Regions from separate parts of the Homo sapiens genome. Here regions 1 and 2 are each linked to region 3. Evidence: chromatin contacts called from ENCODE Hi-C or POLR2A ChIA-PET data. All regions are on one chromosome and are shown on one strand. The core of a region is the stretch at or near the end of the contact, and the rest is flanking DNA. Distances in the headings are between cores, read along the strand shown. Region 1 holds the start of STAT6 (signal transducer and activator of transcription 6). Region 2 holds the start of ATP5F1B (ATP synthase F1 subunit beta). Region 3 holds the start of HNRNPA1 (heterogeneous nuclear ribonucleoprotein A1).

The links. A loop is a pair of places that touch in the nucleus more often than their neighbours do. ChIA-PET counts read pairs that join two places held with the same protein, here RNA polymerase II (POLR2A). Pooled maps may share reads with other maps.
Region 1: a map of naive thymus-derived CD4-positive, alpha-beta T cell shows a loop between it and region 3 (17-fold over the local background). The contact joins the promoter of STAT6 here to the promoter of HNRNPA1 in region 3. A Hi-C loop is called at or near these places in 1 of 168 maps with a recorded cell type or tissue (naive thymus-derived CD4-positive, alpha-beta T cell) and 1 of 50 pooled maps. POLR2A ChIA-PET finds 5 or more read pairs at or near these places in 1 of 52 experiments (naive thymus-derived CD8-positive, alpha-beta T cell).
Region 2: a loop to region 3 is called in a pooled map, with 1.9 times the contacts of the local background. The contact joins the promoter of ATP5F1B here to the promoter of HNRNPA1 in region 3. A Hi-C loop is called at or near these places in 1 of 37 single-sample maps with no recorded cell type and 8 of 50 pooled maps. POLR2A ChIA-PET finds 5 or more read pairs at or near these places in 1 of 52 experiments (activated CD4-positive, alpha-beta T cell).

Annotation. Positions count from the first base shown.
Region 1 is chr12:57,109,486-57,113,477 of GRCh38, reverse strand. STAT6 (signal transducer and activator of transcription 6) reads left to right here and starts at 2,116. Exons shown (of 22, transcript NM_003153.5): 1 at 2,116-2,349. LOC124902946 (a long non-coding RNA gene) reads right to left here and starts at 2,756. Exons shown (of 2, transcript XR_007063334.1): 1 at 1,637-2,756; 2 at 599-1,521. RefSeq lists a silencer at 898-1,057 and enhancers at 1,097-2,042, 2,043-2,990.
Region 2 is chr12:56,643,796-56,647,699 of GRCh38, reverse strand. ATP5F1B (ATP synthase F1 subunit beta) reads left to right here and starts at 1,716. Exons shown (of 10, transcript NM_001686.4): 1 at 1,716-1,863; 2 at 2,347-2,529; 3 at 2,745-2,919; 4 at 3,742-3,863. The coding sequence starts at 1,737. SNORD59A (small nucleolar RNA, C/D box 59A) reads left to right here and starts at 2,599; the gene lies at 2,599-2,673. RefSeq lists enhancers at 1,199-1,907, 1,629-1,958, 1,908-2,618.
Region 3 is chr12:54,278,954-54,282,800 of GRCh38, reverse strand. HNRNPA1 (heterogeneous nuclear ribonucleoprotein A1) reads right to left here and starts at 2,075. Exons shown (of 11, transcript NM_031157.4): 1 at 1,979-2,075; 2 at 1,299-1,415; 3 at 860-1,006; 4 at 501-711; 5 at 315-407; 6 at 136-228; 7 at 1. The coding sequence starts at 1,993. It overlaps CBX5 (chromobox 5), which reads left to right and starts at 2,679. Exons shown (of 5, transcript NM_012117.3): 1 at 2,679-2,793. It overlaps SCAT2 (S-phase cancer associated transcript 2), which reads right to left. Exons shown (of 2, transcript NR_157844.1): 2 at 3,738-3,847. RefSeq lists enhancers at 796-1,554, 2,297-2,356, 2,367-2,456, 2,747-2,796, 2,315-3,074 and 1 more and a cis regulatory region at 980-3,280.

The sequences.
Region 1 (3,992 bases), core at 867-3,366, 2.8 Mb before region 3:
CTCTGTTGAAGTAGGTATAACTATTATTCTCATTTGAGGGATTGACACCTGATTGTGAACCTCCTAAATGGAGTCATACCCAAGCCAGATTTGCCTCTAAATTCTGTTTTTTCCCCTTACATCACAGTGTTCCCATTGGTATAGTCAGTTACAGAGGGAGTAATATATACTATTTTTCTACCAGTACTTGCTCCTCGCCTTCCTACCCCCTAAAAGGAGCCAAAGTCAGAGATCACATTTACTCTTTTCCCTCCTCCTCTCCAAGTCTTTGGGGACTTGTAGCTCTGACACCCTTAGATGGTGAAACCTGGCTTCACCTACTGTCTGTGGATGTCTGCAGGCAGAGTGGGCACTCGGGAGCACATACAAAGCACGTGTGCCGTGAACACGTATGTGCACACACCTTGATCCTAGCATGGCTTGTTGGACAAGCCAATGGACAGAGTCCCTGCCTGCCACCTCCACCCCTGCTCTCCCTTCTCTTCCATTCACTGTCCTGCAGACACAGCAAACACATACGCACATACACCCTCAATATCCTTTTGGCAGTAACATGACCCCCAAATCTGGGGACTTCTATGTAGGATGGAGACCCTTCTCCTTTCCTCATACCTGGTTTATTATGAACCATAAAAATAGTGCCTGACAGTTACTGTGTGTCAGGCATTGTTCTAAGCCTTCAGATGTTTTACTGCATTTTATTCTCACATTATGGGTTAAGACTTATTTGCTCCATTTTACAGATGACGAGAATGAATCACAGAGTAAATTGCTCAGGGTTGTGTGGTTAGCAGCATTAGCAGGATTTGAACCCAAGCAGCCTGTATCCACAGTCCAGTCTTTTAACTGCTATATTTTGCTGTGTTCAAACCCTCTGCTGCCTGGCTGGGTCCACACACGTGCACTCATGTACAGACCTGCGGGGTAGCAAGGGATGGAGGAGGAGGAGCTGGTTCTGGAAATCAATTCAGGCACCAGGGGGCAGCATAGGCCTAGCTTTGGCCCCTCAGCCCAGCCCCTGCTATGGGAGGGAGGAGGGGAGTAGAAACTTCCTCCCACCGCCCCTCAGACACCACCTCTTCCACACACCGGGGCTCTCAGGTGTCCGGGAGTAAAGGCCTCTCTGGATCCCTTGGTCTCCTCCAGCTCCTCCCCCAGCAAAAACTGCAGAACCCTCCACTAGTTATGTTGATGACTCAGAAGTTGAGCAAGACTGTGTGTGTGTGTGTGTGTGTGTGTGTGTGTGTGTGTGTGTGGTGTTGTGATTGCAATGGGCTCTGTTTGTGAGCCTGCCTGCACGTGTGTGTGTGTGTGTGTGTGTGTGTGTGTGTAGTCTTGTGGTCAGGGAAGTTGTGCATGTGTGTGTTTGTTTCTTGGCGTGTCTCAGTGTTTACCCCAGAAACATATAGGAACTTGGCAGATAGGAACACAGCAGATTCGTATTCAAACTTGCCCCTTGTGAATCTGCAGGCAGCAGCTCCGGCTTGTGCTGGTTCCCACCACAGTCTCAGGAGGGGTGCCCTGTGAGGAGAGAGCAAAGACCAGCTTCAGTCCAAGGGACTCCTAGAGTCTTCCAGAATTCTGAGCTGAGGGTTCCCCTCCCCCACTCCCTCCCGTCAGTGGTCACGAGACCGACCTCTAAGGCGTTCCCTGCCGGAAGGGAGGGGGACCTAGGAGTTGGCTGGCATCGAGCTCCCTGGCGGCTTTTTAGGGTCCTCCACTGGAGGGAGCGCAGAGTCCAGAGGGATTTACTTTTCCTGAGGCCCTGGGGAGCCCAGTCCCTTGTGGGTCCAAACCCCAGCCCTTGGCAGAGTTTGAGTTTGGGAGCCAGGCAGTTAGGGGTGGCAAATCTCTGTTTGATATTGGGTGACTTTCTGGAGAAAAGCTGATGCTTTTGAGGGGGACAGAGTAAGTGGGGGTCAGCCTCCCCCCAAGCCTGGCTCCAAGGCCTGGACCCCAGTCCTGATCCCCCACGTGTTCCCCCACTCGGCACAGGAGGCACACATATTCACCCCACTTTCTTCCTCTTCCTCCTCCAGCCCACTTTCTCTTCTCTGTGTCGTCAGAGCTCCAGGGAGGGACCTGGGTAGAAGGAGAAGCCGGAAACAGCGGGCTGGGGCAGCCACTGCTTACACTGAAGAGGGAGGACGGGAGAGGAGTGTGTGTGTGTGTGTGTGTGTGTGTGTGTATGTATGTGTGTGCTTTATCTTATTTTTCTTTTTGGTGGTGGTGGTGGAAGGGGGGAGGTGCTAGCAGGGCCAGCCTTGAACTCGCTGGACAGAGCTACAGACCTATGGGGCCTGGAAGTGCCCGCTGAGAAAGGGAGAAGACAGCAGAGGGGTTGCCGAGGTGAGGGGTTGCCTCCGAGGTGGGTGCGGGGGCCTCTATGAGTGCATGGGGGTGGATTCGTGGGGGGAGCTCTCGGGATCCTCCCCTGGCTGGGTGGATGGTCCCCAAGAGATGGTTTCAGCTAGTGTTGGTGGCTGGTGGCACTGGGTTTTAGCAGTTTCGAACTCCTGGAGGAATCTGGGAGGGTCCAGGCCTCAGTACTCCCCTCCCCCATGGGTCACGTTTTCACAGCCTCACCCCTGCACCCCCAGGGCCATGGAAAGTCAGGGAAAGGAGGTGAAGGAGTGCCCCTCTGCCCTGAGTCGGGGGAAGTGGCCGCCCCTCCCTGGAAGGTTGATGCCAGAGGGCAGTGGATCCTTGTTAAACCCCTATCCTGCCCTCCACTAAAGGTTCCTGTTCAAGGGTGTGGCTGGGGCGTGAGCAAGCCCCAGATGTAGACCTCATGGTGGCCCAGACGAGGGGGAATTTCCCCCTCAAAACTGCTCCACGCTTGGCTGCTGTAGACGCTGAGATTTCCCAGCGGCGGCGCCGAGTTAACCCTCCTCGTGCTGAACTGGCTCCACCTCCCCGCCTGCCCCCACCGCCACATTCACGCATTGGGCAACTCAGAGAAGCTGTTTTAACTTTCGATCCTGTGGTCCCACAATCAGAGGACTCGGGCAGATAGGGGTTGAGATAAGCGAGTTTAGGCCACCAAGCGGGCGGACGAGGATCCCAGACCTTGCGCTTCCCTTCTGAGTTTGGGAGGTAACACTGGCCCCGCCCCTCACGCCGTGGCTCCTCCCTCCCTTCCCCTTCAAGGGGCTGAAGACAAAAGGTGCCCCTGTCCTGGTCAAGCCAATCGACCCAGCCTTGTTATGGGTTGGGGTGGGGAGAAATGTGTCCTCCTGATGGCTGGGGAAGAAGAGGGGTTGGATATTTCTAGCCAGGGCCATGCCAGGAGGCTGGTCACTCTGCAAGGGGATGCAGAGGAAAGCGGTGCCCACTCACTCCAGAGGACCTTTCTCTCTTGGGCTAGAGAAAGGCCTATTGGAGGAACCTGAGCAGGAGGGGTAAGGATTCTGCCTTGAGGAGAAAAGAGCTGGGGTAAGTGGGCACTGGAGGAAAGAGGGGCATGAAGGTCTTGGAGCAGAAACGTCCAGAGAAGGGACCTCTCCATTTTCCATCCCTCTGAGAGGCCTGGGAGAGGTGAGAGGCTGAACGTGCAACAGGAGGACTTGGGGTTACTGGGTTTGGGGAGACCTGGGGAGTTGTCATCCCATCCTCTCCCTCATCTCTGGGAGAGGGATATTATGAGAAACGTGAACTGAGAGGCCCCTGGGAAACCACTGGTTACCCAGTCCTCCCTGAACCTGGAAATGGGGATGCAACCCCCTCTTCTACTTCCCTGTCCCCTCCTCTCCTTTCTACCTGTTTTCGTCTCTCATCTTTGCCTTCTAGCCCTCCAGCTTCCTCTCTCTTCTAGGCTCTTTCCTCCTAGCTTACTAAACCCGCCTTTTTTCCAGTCTCTTCCATCCTCTTCCTTAGTTCTCTCTACTTTCCTTTTCCACCTCTCCTCCTTCAAGTCTCCTCCCACCTTCCCCCACTTCTTAGGATGATCAGATTTGCCCCTGGAAGGGATCCTAACAACACAGTGCGATGGT
Region 2 (3,904 bases), core at 467-2,966, 2.4 Mb before region 3:
TTTAGAGACAAGGTTTCACCACGTTGCCCAGGCTGGTATTGAACTCCTGGGCTCAAGTTATCCACCCACCTCGGCTTCCCAAAGTGTTGGGATTACTGGGCTGGCCGTGCCCAGCCCAGCCCTTTTTACTTATTTTATTATTTATTTATTTATTTATTTTTTATTATTATTTTTGAGACGGAGTCTCGCTCTGTCACCAGGCTGGAGTGCAGTGGCACGATCTCAGCTCATTGAAACCTCCGCCTTCCAGGTTCACGCCATTCTCCTGCCTCAGCCTCCTGAGTAGCTGGGACTACAGGCGCCCGCCACCACGCCCAGCTAATTTTTGTATTTTTAGTAGAGACGGGGTTTCACCATGTTGGCCAGGATGGTCTAGATCGCTTGACCTCATGATCTGCCCACCTCGGCCTCCCAGAGTGCTGGGATTACAGGCGTGAGCCACCGTGCCCAGCCTATTTTATTTTATATATTTATTTTATTTTTTTAGAGAGTCTCACTCTGTCGCCCAAGCTGGAGTGCAGTGGCGCTATCTCGGCTCACTGCAAGCTCCGCCTCTCGGATTTACGCCATTCTCCTGCCTCAGCCTCCCAAGTAGCTGGGACTACAGGCGCCCGCCACCACGCCCGGCTAATTTTTTGTATTGTTAGTAGAGACCGGGTTTCACTGTGTTAGTCAGGATGGTCTCGATCTCCTGACCTCGTGATCCGCCCGCCTTGGCCTCCCATAGTGCTGGGATTACAGGCGTGAGCCACCGCGCCCAGCTAATTTTTGTATTTTTAGTAGAGACGGGGTTTCACCATGTTAGCTAGGCTGGTCTCGAACTCCTGACCTCAGGTGATCCACCTGCCTCGGCCTCCGAAAGTACTGGGATTACAGGCGTGAGCCACCGCTCCCAGCCTACCCTAAGAATTTCTATTCACATTTCATAGCTGAGGTCTCTCAGCTTCCTTCAAGGTGGACAATTCTGTATCTCTAGGTGACCCAATTTTATCCCCTCGTCTTTCGTGCACCCAGTTTATGCTAACCAGGAACCATCACATTATTGCATTGTTTGTTCACCTGGACCTTAAAAGGAAGGTTCTTAGTCTTATTTATCTTATTATTGAGTCTCCTCAATGCCCTGCTAAAGTACTGGTTACATTAGTTTATTTCATTTTAATAGGTTTAAATGATAAAGATCCTGTCTAGGTTGCTAATCTGTGCAATCGCCTGGGAGCTTGCAATCTCACTACTTCGAGAGAAAAACCTTATTTTGGCTCTAAAGAGGGCTCCTGACTTCGCCACGCTCACCTTCAGTGGTGCTTCACCGCACTACCACTTCCCTAACCACCGCCCCTATGGCTGTCACCTAGATCAAGGACCTATCTAAGGAGAAAGCCCAAGGACAGGCAAAGACAGGCCACGCACTTTCAACAGGAACTCGGCCCCTTTCCTAAACGTAGTTCCTCTGATTACCCTGTCCAACGGACGTCGCTATGATCCAATTAAGTTTTGAGGCTCAGAGTGACGCCCTCTAACCTCACACTGTCCAATAAAAAAAGGAGTTTCAGATTAGCACCAGTTTTGACCAATGGATGAGAAGATCAGCGTGTATTAACCTGTAGAAGCAGCACAGAGAATGATGAGCAGCCAGTTCACCCAATGGACCTGCCTACTGCAGCGTAGGCCTCGCCTCAACGGCAGGAGAGCAGGCGGCTGCGGTTGCTGCAGCCTTCAGTCTCCACCCGGACTACGCCATGTTGGGGTTTGTGGGTCGGGTGGCCGCTGCTCCGGCCTCCGGGGCCTTGCGGAGACTCACCCCTTCAGCGTCGCTGCCCCCAGCTCAGCTCTTACTGCGGGCCGCTCCGACGGCGGTCCATCCTGGTAAGTGCTTTTCTCTAGGAGCTAACGTTCCATTTTGCCGCCCCATGACCTTGAGCCGGGGAACGATGGTAGCTCGGGCCTAAGGGATCCGTGGTGTTAAAAGGATGCCTGGAGCCGCGTCTTGCTCTCTAATGGCTGGAGAACAAGAATGGGACACCCATAGGAGGTTTCTTCGACCCAGCTCTGTCCCATTTTGTATAAAGTCCTTTGTGTGACGGAAAAGGTGCGGGCAGGTGCGTTGACCTTCCGGTTGAATAGGGGTACTGAACTCTCGAAAAATGGGGTCTTGTGCATGCGGATGGGAAGGCTGTGCAGGCGCTTTATCGATCGCTGCGCGGCCTTCCCTCTTGGACACGCGTTCCGTACAAGCGGAAAGAGGCCTGACTTCGGCTGAGTTTTCCTCTCCTTGTGTGTTAAGTCCTGGCTTCCGATGACCTTTAACTGGCCTGACCCCAGCTCCTTCCAATATCTTTTGTCTGTTAGTCAGGGACTATGCGGCGCAAACATCTCCTTCGCCAAAAGCAGGCGCCGCCACCGGGCGCATCGTGGCGGTCATTGGCGCAGTGGTGGACGTCCAGTTTGATGAGGGACTACCACCAATTCTAAATGCCCTGGAAGTGCAAGGCAGGGAGACCAGACTGGTTTTGGAGGTGGCCCAGCATTTGGGTAAGTAGAGTTTGTTAGGAATAGTAAAGACCTTGTGTAGCCCAAATATCCCCAAAACCAAGCTGTCTGCCTTCTATGATGATTTTATCAAAATGACTTTCGTTCTTCTGAGTTTGCTGAAGCCACATTTAGGTACTGAGAAGGAGTCTTGGTCGATTTAGGTCTTGATACCAATTTATCCTTATGTATAACCCTGCGATGCCTGTATCTAACAGGTGAGAGCACAGTAAGGACTATTGCTATGGATGGTACAGAAGGCTTGGTTAGAGGCCAGAAAGTACTGGATTCTGGTGCACCAATCAAAATTCCTGTTGGTCCTGAGACTTTGGGCAGAATCATGAATGTCATTGGAGAACCTATTGATGAAAGAGGTCCCATCAAAACCAAACAGTAAGTTGCTCTTATTGCATCTATGCACAAAGGAACTTCTGTTATTTGCAGTTTTACACATTAAGGTGACATGTTCTCCTAAAGCAGAATTTTTCTTCTGATACGTTCGATTATTAAAATCACACAGTGCAGTTTCACCTGAAGAAATTAGGATGCAGAATTTCTGATTGACAAAAGCCTACTACTTGAGGTTTTTTTTTTTGAGAGGGAGTTTCGCTCTCGACTCACTGCAACCTCCACCTCCTGGGTTCAAGTGATTCTCCTGTCTCAGCCTCCTGAGTAGCTGGGATTACAGGTGCATGCCATCATGCCCGGCTAATTTTTGTATTTTTAGTACAGATGGGGTTTCACCATGTTGGCCAGGCTGGTCTCGAACTCCTGATTTTGGGTGATTCCCCCCCCACCTCGGCCCCCCAAAGTGCTGGGATAACAGGCATGAGCCACTGCGCCTGGCTAGTTGAGTATTTTTAAGACTCGGTCTTATGGCTTAGGTTTAGGAGTCTCCAAAACTTGTAGGTTTTTGTATTTGCTATTGCTATGTGAGGGAATGCTGTTAGGTTAAGGCTCAGTAAAATGAAAAATTTATGACAGTTAAAGTCAGGGAATGGGATTATTGTTTCCTAAGATAATAATTTTCTTTATTGCAGAAAGTTGGGTTAGATCCTAGATGATAGTTTATCTGATTTATGTAAGAAAGGGGAGGTAAGACTGTGGTTCCTCAGGTAAAGGGATGGACTTGAGAGTTGATAGGGAGGGATATATAAGATTATCATTTGCTTTCAACAAGGTGAATAGATACTATCCTCTCTTCTACCTTTACAGATTTGCTCCCATTCATGCTGAGGCTCCAGAGTTCATGGAAATGAGTGTTGAGCAGGAAATTCTGGTGACTGGTATCAAGGTTGTCGATCTGCTAGCTCCCTATGCCAAGGGTGGCAAAATTGGTATGTTATTAAGGGGTACATATTTTCCAAACCTAATATGG
Region 3 (3,847 bases), core at 826-3,325:
CCTGTAAGAAAAAGTTTCAAGTTTTAAGTATGACTTGGACTTAAAGTGACATTCTGAATGCAGTTCCCGTACTGTAAAATCTTCATAGCAAAGATGGTGAGAAGTCAGAACTACATGTAGATAAACCATACATACCACGACCACTGAAGTTTCCTCCACGACCGAAGTTGTCATTCCCACCGAAACCACCTCCACGACCACCACCAAAGTTTCCAGAACCACTTCGACCTTAAGACATGAAGTTTAAGCATTAAATCATTCATACTGGAGTAACTCAAAGTTACCTTTAAGGTTTAATTAAGCAACAAGCATACCTCTTTGGCTGGATGAAGCACTAGCCATCTCTTGCTTTGACAGGGCTTTTCTAACTTCACAGTTGTGGCCATTCACAGTATGGTATTTCTGAACTAAAAAAAAAACATAGATACAACATGGTATCAGGGTTTAGAATGCCATACAGATTGTGGAACCCTTACTAAATGCCACTATCTGATACTTACTGACAATCTTATCCACGGAGTCATGGTCGTCAAAGGTTACAAAGGCAAAGCCCCTTTTCTTGCCACTGCCTCGGTCAGTCATGATTTCAATCACTTCAATTTTTCCATACTGTTCAAAATAATCTCTTAGGTGATGTTCTTCAGTGTCTTCTTTAATGCCACCAACAAATATCTTTTTCACAGTTAAGTGGGCACCTGGTCTTTGAGAATCCTAATAGGAGAAAAACCATAGGTTTAGATTAGCAAAGCCTATACTCGAATAAAAAATTTTGGTAAGTTTAGAAAACTCCCGAATCTTAAGTCCATAGCAGCACATATCCAAGTAAGTTTAAGAAGAAGAAGAAAAAAAACCCACTCACTTCTCTGGAGACAGCTCTCTTTGGTTCCACAACTCTTCCATCCACCTTGTGTGGCCTTGCATTCATAGCTGCATCCACCTCCTCCACAGTGGCATATGTGACAAACCCAAAGCCCCTGGAGCGCTTGGTGTTTGGATCTCTCATTACCTGAGAACAGTGTTAATTTATGTAACACAAAGTCTGACCGCAAAAGCTTTTGTCATTTTAACTTTGAATAGGGCAATAGGAAACTTTACACCAGCCTTTTATAAAAAGTCGTCCAGTTTCCCACTACCCTAGATTTAAGAGGTAGCTTTTAAAATCAAAGCAGGACGTTCCTTTGCCAACAAAGCTCTAACTATAATGCTATTAACTACTTTCATAAGCATTCGGAGAAGACTGCACCAAGATAAGCCAAGGAAATCGGCTGTTTTACTGCTTTGTCCCTTCCAAATCTTACCACACAGTCCGTGAGCGTTCCCCATTGCTCAAAATGGCTCCTCAGGCTCTCATCAGTTGTTTCAAAGCTCAACCCTCCAATGAAGAGCTTCCTCAGCTGTTCGGGCTCTTTAGGAGACTAGAGTGGGGGGAGGGGGAAGTGTTAAATGGGCTACAACACGAAACAATTTCCATCGAGGAAAAGAAAAACTAGACACCAACTGTGTACCTAGCACTTATTGTTCGTTCAGGTCGCAACAAGACACGTGCTTCTGCCTATCAAGGGAGGCCGTATGCTGGAGTTGGGAGTGCTAGGAAATCGCAAGCGCATGCGTCCCTAGTCGCCTTCCGACGCACGCGCAACAAAGGCTTGGGCGGTAGGGGTGCATCTCCACAATGGGACTAATCGCTCTTTAGAAAACTCGCTCACCAAGGCAAGGTTTAAAAAAAGACAAAGATCCTGTGTGCCTAAGAATTTTGCTACGAGTAACGAGTCCCGCATGATAACTCATGGTTGGCGGAGAGCGGCCTCATGGCGATCAAGAGGACAAAATGGCGACTTGAACTTTGGGAGGGGTAGGCCGTGGCAGCGACCGAAGGAACTGTAGAATGGGCTGGTGCAAGGAACGAAACCCAGCAGCATCTTACCGATTCAGGAAAGGGAGAGGAAAAAATTCAAGTGGGAAAGCGCGCCTAACTCACCTCTGACTTAGACATGACGGCAGGGTGAAGAGAGACTTTAACGATGCTTCTTCGGCGGCGTCCACGGGCAGAAAGGAGCAAGCTGACGAACGTATCTGCCAGCCTACCTTCGCCCTCTCTTTTTTACCCCGCCTCCTCGCTTTCGGCATTGGTAGACTCCGCCCTGGAACAGCTCTGATTGGATACTTGAAATCGCTTCCCCCTGCTATTGGCCTGTGGTGCCACATTGCTGTGTAACGTCATTCCTTCGGTCGTTCTACGCCGTCTCCACCCCTTGGAGTCCATTGGTTCCCGAGTAATGTTATTGTTAACCAGTCTGATTGGCCAACCGACCAATCATTCACATTTGAATCTACCTTGGGTGTTTAACATCTTTTTAATCTTCCACGCGCAAATATTACAGTCAAGTCGCTTGGCAAAGCATGATTAACACTATGTATTAGACAAGCAGCCAGGAGGTAACAATTTTTTTGCAATGAACTCTTGTTGACCGCACGTGTAGTAAAATGGCGAGTTTTGCGCAGGCGCATTAAGAAGTTCCACCTGCCTCTGAGAACACGTGAAATGGCGGGCAGGAGTAGGCAGTGAACCTACGGCGCCTGCGTGTTGGCGGGAGTTTGTCCTAGCTTTGCGCATGCGTAGTGGGCGGAGAAAAAAGGTCCGGTCCCAGGATTGGTTGCGCAGGCGCAGGGAAGGATCCGTTTTGGCGGGCGGTTGGCGTTGCGCAGAAGGCGGCGGCGGTGGTGGCTTGTGGTGCGGCCTCACCATACAGGAACAGGGCAGACGTTAGCGTGAGTGATCACTCTCAATCCCGGGTAAGTGGCAGACAGTCTTATCTACCCATAGTAGGTCTTGAACTGACTCCATTTGGGCCCGTTATTGTGTGAAATGAATGGACGGCGGGGTGGGGGGATAGTGAAGGGGCAGCGGTGGGTCGGGCCAACCAATAGAAGAACAGGGGGCGGGATGTTTTAATCCCCGTAGGTTCTTTGGAGCTGTGCAGCCGAAGACTTTGACTGGCTTGTGTATAGGCCAATTGGGTCTGCCTTGAGCTGCCGACTGATCGGCCCTTGGGCCATCGGAATGTGGGAGACGGGTTTTCCCCTTCTGAGCAGCGTCTCACTGAGCCAGTGAGCAGGAAGCGCGCGGTAGGTTGGGCTTCTCCAGGAGGCAGCGGTTTGACTCCAATGGGGAATGCGGGATCGGGCGGTTAAACGGATGGAACGAATCTGGAACCAGTAGACGGACAGCCTAAGGAAAGCGCTGGGACCAGTCGTCCAATCGGCTCTCCAAAAGAGGGAGGTCTTCGATTTGGGGTTGTGAGGAAGGGGAGTCGGTGCCTGTAATGGCGTGTGAGGGTGGATGTTTTATCCACGATGACTTCTCTAACGAAGCCTTTAGGCCTCAGTCCCATACACCTCCTTGAAAGCGTAAGTTTGCTCCTGTATTCCTCGACTTGAGCATTTTTCCCCCGCCCCCTCACCACTTGAGGTTTGGGGAACAGGAGTTGTTTTTTTTTGTTTGTTTGTTTTTAAATAATACTTTCAGAAGTCGCTTCTTTAGGAAGACTGTTAAAATGTTAGAACGAATGGGAGAAATCTCTATGTACTGTCATGGAAAGGCGTTCAAGAAATATCTCCTTCCTGATAGTGCATATTTCTACTGACAAATATGTTTGTAGGTCCACAGAAAAGTTTTGGAAAGCTACACACCAAAGTGTCAATCCTAGGGACACAGTAGGATCGAGGCAGATTAGATCTTTAATGTTTAAAACTTTGCAAGGTTAATAATTTGTGATTAAAATTAAATAAAAAATGAAGTCGATTGTTTTGTGTTTCTAGTCATAATCACATACTTACAACCCCTTTT